Regions from separate parts of the Mus musculus genome. Here region 2 is linked to region 1. The links are chromatin loops, found by intact Hi-C in ENCODE. Cell type or tissue: heart. All regions are shown on one strand. Links, peaks and the distances in the headings refer to the core of each region. The heading gives the core; the rest is flanking DNA.

Region 1 (2,929 bases), core at 117-2,616:
TTTTATCTGTGACCTATGTTGCAGGATTTGTGTCCTGTTTCCTTCTTTGGTTTTGCCTCTGCTTTTGAAGGTAGAAGTGTTGCTTGCCATTTGGCCTCTCTCCAAAAGGAATGTTCTAGTCAAAATAATCTTTCAGGCATCTGTGGACAGCCACGTTGCTACCATGAGTCGCTGCATCCGAGAGAAACCATAGGGGCCACAGACATCAACACAGGTGAATGCCAGACAAGTCAGGGGTCCTCTTTAATGAGACCCAGCTCAGCACATCCTTAGTCACTGATGGGCAAAGCACACGGTGGCAAAGCACCAGACTAATTTTCCTATATGAATTCTCTCAGGTAACTCAAGCTTCCAAATGGATCCATGGCCTCCTTGATACTCCCCTACTGCTACCTCTTCTCTTCTTTGATGGTTTCCAGGGCACTTAGAGCACAATGGAATCTATTGCCACCTCTCTAACCTTATCTAGAGCATCCTCAGTAGAGCAACCCTATCTAGAGCATCCTCAATAGAGCAACCTTATCTAGAGCAGCCCCAATACAGCAACCTTGTCTAGAGTCTTAAAACATGTTAGAGACCCAGACCTGGTGGGTAGATCCAGGGATCTACTGTGTGGATACTGACCTAAATCAGGGATGGTGATAGGTGGGACAAAGTGGCAGGCCACGTCATAAACCAGATCTGACAGGATGCATTGAGCATATTGCCAAGGCCTACAACTTTCTTCTATAGCTTATGTTCATTCATTGCTGCTCAAGGATGGCAGAGAGAGGGTTCTGGAAGACATCCGGCAGGCTCTCTCTAGGAAGCCTAAGCTGGCACCTTCCAAAAACTGTGCCAAGAGCTTTGCTCAGAGCCCTGGGTCTCTTCCACTGATGGAGAACTCTTTCGGCTGGTGATGCCTGTCGGCCCCGGGGCTTGTTCACTTAGCTCCTCGGATCTGGCTGAGTTCCCATCTTCCCACTTGGTTTCTGCTTGGGGTTCCCCCATTGCTGAGTCTCCTCTTGCCTGCACTTCATACTCTTGTTTCCAGTTCCTGCCTCACCAGGCGACTGGCCAGCTGTATCCCGCAGCTGTGTTTGGAAAGTTACCAGTCCCCGGGTGAGTTTTGTTTTGGGGGTTTAATTCTTCTTTCCCTCTGGGCCCTGAAGTATCTGGCGACTAGAATCCTACCCCCCAAATGATCTTGCTTTAAAAATCGTTAGGTTTTCTTTTCCAGAGGCTCCTGCCTCCTGCTCTCTTGTTGTTCCCTGATGGCCACCAGGAGGCAGTAAGCAATAAGGGACACATTTTCTAGCTACAAACTACCCCCCCCCCCCTCTTACCCCAGCAAGTCTCAGTTCTTCAGGGGCTATGTAAAAAATGGCGTAATCCAACACGCCCCTGCCACATCTGACCTGGGAGGTTGGGACAACATAGGATTTAAGAGTGAAAGTGTTCCCGCTCCCAAGGGAAACATAGAGCCTCATGGGGTGTGTGTGTGTGTGGGGGGGGGGGTGGGCAGAAGGAGGGGAGTTGAGGCAAAAGTCAAAGCCACAAGACAAGGACTCTACAAAGCAGCAGCTTAGTCGGTGTGAATGTTCCCAGTCAGAGGACTCACTATGCCATTCAACAGCAATCTTGCTCCTACATAGTCCCATGGGTGTCATGGGCCATGGTGAAGAATTGTCCCCTGTTTATGAGGACCTGCCTTCTGAAGTTCACGTCCATAAATCTCAAAGGAGAGAAATCTGTAGAAGGGAATCACGGGCCTTCTCCCTCTTTGATCTTTGTTTCAAAATGCAGAGCCTCTGAAGGTGGTGGTGGAGGGAGATCACACCGAATTAAATGCTTTAAAATAAGTAAAATCTCTCCCACGAGGCTGGCTATCTCGGTGACAGAGGCTATAAAAATGTACAGTGTATTCACATTTTATTATCTAGATTTATAAGGTACCAAAGACTCCGCAAATTCCTCTATCTCGGTGTCAAAAGCAGTTATTTATTTTGTCTCTTTTTCTCATTAGCGGGTTATGCATATTTTTCTACCTTCCAAAATTTATCAAATGCCTTGTTACCGTGTTTCAACTCATTTCTATGCAGGGCAAATATAAACACGTTCCTCTTAGAATTAACTGGCAATTTTTGAGTTTTGGAATTTTTTTTAAATTATGCTCATTGATATTTCATGTGCTGATCTGGAAATAGCTGTGTGCTGATCCCTCATTAGGTGGCTGATTGTTTATTTTATAGGCTGTGCTTGCTATCTTTCAGTTGTTTTGCATTTTTTTTTTTTTTTTTTTTTTTTTTTTTTTTTTTTGCTATTTGTGACTCCCAGTTCCCTGAACCGCCAAATTACGGCGGCCAAATAGCGTCTCCTCTCACCTTCATCCCGAAGGGAAATCGCCAGGAAGTAACTCAGGACTGAAGTCGGTGGATTATGAGTCTTCATGCTTCATCTCGAAGCATCTGTGGAGACTGTTCTCGCCGAAAGCCCTTGGGATCTTGAAGCATGTAGAGGTATTTGCAATTATCCCTCGGAGCCCGCTGACTAGGCACTTGTCTTTTGCATCTTTGCAAACATAAAACCACATCGTAGAAAAAGGAAATGCAAGGCGGACAGCCCTGGAATGCCAGGGAAGGGCTTTCCGTGTCTAATAAAATGGGTGATGGAGCGACCTGGGGAGCTTGTCACTCAAAGCGGGTCAGCTCTTCAGGGTTCCCCACTAATACCCAAGTTTTGAAGGTTCTTCTTAGATAGCTTCATAAGAGAATAAAACCACCCACCATGAAAGTGATTTTTAGGGGAGATGGAGCAGAGGCAGCGGCTGCAACTCTATCAGGATCCTCGCCCAGGGGCAGCCGTGAACTTGACCATTGACGGTATACACAGCCAGCTCCCAGCTCTACACTAGTGTGTGATACTGGCTTCCCGAGGGGATGCAAGACTG
Region 2 (2,929 bases), core at 213-2,712, 100 kb after region 1:
TATAATTAAGTTGATCCACCTATGTTCATAGCAAGTCCATGGGGAAACAGTCATTCTGGAGAAATGTCCTCAGTAGTCCTGATAGAAATGCAAACTGCCGCAGTCTCTCTCAGGAGAAATCAGTAACACAAATGGCAAATATCTTTTGCCTCGGGCTACTTTTCAAGAATCTGAGCTGAGAGCCAAAGCTGTAGCTCAGCAACAGATACCTGTCTACCTGCCCAGCATGAGTGAGGCCCGGGGTTCAATTCCCAGTATGAGAGAGAGGGAGAGAGAGAGAGAGAGAGAGAGAGAGAGAGAGAGGGAGAGGGAGAGGGAGAGAGAGAGAGAGAGAAACATGCCGAATGCACACAGTCAAAAACACAAATGATGCCTATACAAAAGTGTTCATTCACGTGTCGCTTGTAAGAGCAAAGGAATAATGTCCACCGATGGCAGGACAGCTGCTAAGTGAAGCTCTACGCAGTTGAAGAGAGACAAGAGCACCACGGAGAGGCTCTGAGAGATGATGACTCAGTAGCTAAGAGCAAACACCAAACACCGCTCTTACAGGTGACCTGAGTTCAATTCCGAGCATCCACCTCTGTCTCAGGGGATCCGACACGCTCTTCTAGTCTCTACAGGCACTGTGCTCACATGGGCACATCCTCACTCACAGGCACACATAACCGCAAGTAAAACAAGCCTTTGAAAAGCACTGCTGTGGACTTGCCCACCAGGTGTGCCATCGAGTGGAAATACCTGGTGAAACGACAGGTACATCACATTCCTGCCAATGCTGCATATCTGGATTAAGGCAGTGGCTGCAGGTAAATCTTCACTGAGCTGTGCATTCGAGATAAATGTGCTTCATGCACAAGGTGCATCTCTGCGAGGTTTTCCCTACTTAGAAAGAGGTAAAGGAGTGAGAGGAACCAGGGAAACACAGACAGTAGGCATGTGGGCTGTGGAAAGGAAGGGATTTATGAAGTGACGGGAAAGAGTTCTTTCTTTCCCTCCCTCCTTCCCTGCCTTCTCCCCCCACCCCTTGGGAAGACCAAAGCATGTCTAAAAGCCAACGACTGATGAGAAGATCAGTCAAACTAAGATTTAGCTACATACACGTGATGATAGACACCTGCAATCCCAGTCCTTGGGAGATGAAGGCAGAATAAACGTTGTGTTTGAAGCAAACCTGGGCTACATAGCCAGTTCCAGGCCATCCTGGGCTACGTAGTGAGATTCTAACTCCAAAACAAAACAACAAAGAGAGGAAGAGAGTTCTCATAAGAGAACGCAGAGGTAGAATCAGGAAGACGCACCCTAGGAGACTGGGAAGGTGGGAGAGTCCAAGTACGAGCAGGGCTTAGATACAGAGGGACATCCCCACTGTCCCAAGCACAGAAGGGGAGGAAGGGGACGGCACAGAAGGCTCACGGGATTGAGAACAGCACATATAGTTGTCTTCCATAAATGTGCTACATGGCTTGAGGTAGGAACAGAGTGGAAGTAGATTTTAGAAAGGGGAAATATTTGAAATAGTCATTCAGGAAGTAGGATAGGAAGGGAATGTAGAAGCTAGTTAGATACTGAGTCCTTATCCAGATGGTCACATGACTTTCTCCAGCAGGCTTCCATGGAAACAGAAAGATGGCTCTGTGCATCTCCATGCATGCTTTGCCAAATGGGCTGGAGGAAGAGGTGGGACAGAAAGACAATTGAGGTCATGGGACCCGGGTGTTCCTGAAGTGATAGGCCTGCAGCCTAAGGTGATCTATGGTGAGGCAGGGAAAGCAGAGGGCTGGCTGATTTGAGGTAAATGGAAGGCATGCAGGGTTGAGGTCCTGAACTGGCCAAGAGGCAGGAGGTTGTAGCCAGCAAGGGGATGTTTGAACTGCTGGTGTGGGTTATCTTCATGATCTCCTGCTAGACAGCTGGGGTGAAATGAGAGTTTCTGCTACTCTGAGATAAAACACTGTGAGAGTCAGTGTTTTCCCTAGAGGTTTTGAAGAACATTACCAGGTCTCAGGGTCATGTGCTAATAATGGAATATGTGTAAATATATGTGCATACATGTGTACATGTATGTATGTTCATGTGTATATTTATATGAGTACAAGTATATGTTTATGTATCTACATGTATATGCATATGTGAATACAGGTGTATATATGTGTGTATATACATGGGTACATTTATGTGTGTACATGTGCATAATTCTGTGTATATGTACATTTATGTGTTTATGCGCATGTATATGTGTGTTTACATGCATGCACATGTATATATTTATATGTGTATACATGTGTGTATATGTGTATAATGTGCATATTTATATGCACATGTACATGTGTATGTTTATGTGTATGCATGTATGTTTACATGCATGCATATGTATATATTTGTATGTGTATGTATGTGTATGTTTATGTTTGTACATGTGTATATTTATGTAAACATGTGCATATTTGTGGGTATGTACATGTATATGTTTACATGCATGAACATGTATATATTTATGTGTATGTACATGTCTGTATTTATATGCATGTATGTGCACATTTGTGTGCATATAAATATGTATGTTTATGTATCTGTACATGTGTGCAATGTGTATGTTTATGTGTATACGCACATGGGAATATGTTATGTGCACATGTATGTTTGTAGGAGGCATGGAGGTCCTTGTGTTCATAAAGAAGTGCTAAGGTAGTGTGGAATATTAAACACGCAGGTTTCTTCCTTCAAAGGGAGGGATGTATAACCTGATACCCATACAGTGACTGGGAGTGGATGGGATTAATAGTCTGATGAACTTTGCACTGTCTGAGTATAGTGAGACCTTACAGGATGGATCCTCCCCAGACCCTTTTCTCGGTCAATCTATAGAACACACGTTATGGAACATGTTCCATGTCCTTTACAAAGTTTCAAGGTCGTCATGTCTGAT

The links. A loop is a pair of places that touch in the nucleus more often than their neighbours do. Peaks named below come from ENCODE experiments on the same cell type or tissue, not always from the same donor. Only the 100,000 strongest peaks of a DNase experiment are listed, where the experiment ranks them.
Region 2: a loop joins it to region 1, with 2.7 times the contacts of the local background. A loop is called at or near these places in 15 of 42 quality-filtered maps.

What each region holds. Positions count from the first base shown.
Region 1 is chr17:30,843,411-30,846,339 of GRCm38, forward strand. All of the region lies in intron 88 of Dnah8 (dynein, axonemal, heavy chain 8), which reads left to right. Among named protein-coding and RNA genes, the nearest start is that of Gm41561, 13 kb to the right of the region's middle. In heart, for the core only: a CTCF peak has its summit at 1,246 (motif pointing right); no DNase peak of the experiment used is centred there; H3K27me3 peaks cover 424 bases.
Region 2 is chr17:30,946,910-30,949,838 of GRCm38, forward strand. The region is part of intron 1 of Gm41562 (a long non-coding RNA gene); the gene reads left to right. Among named protein-coding and RNA genes, the nearest start is that of Gm41562, 2.6 kb to the left of the region's middle. In heart, for the core only: no CTCF peak of the experiment used is centred there; a DNase peak (open chromatin) is centred at 1,659.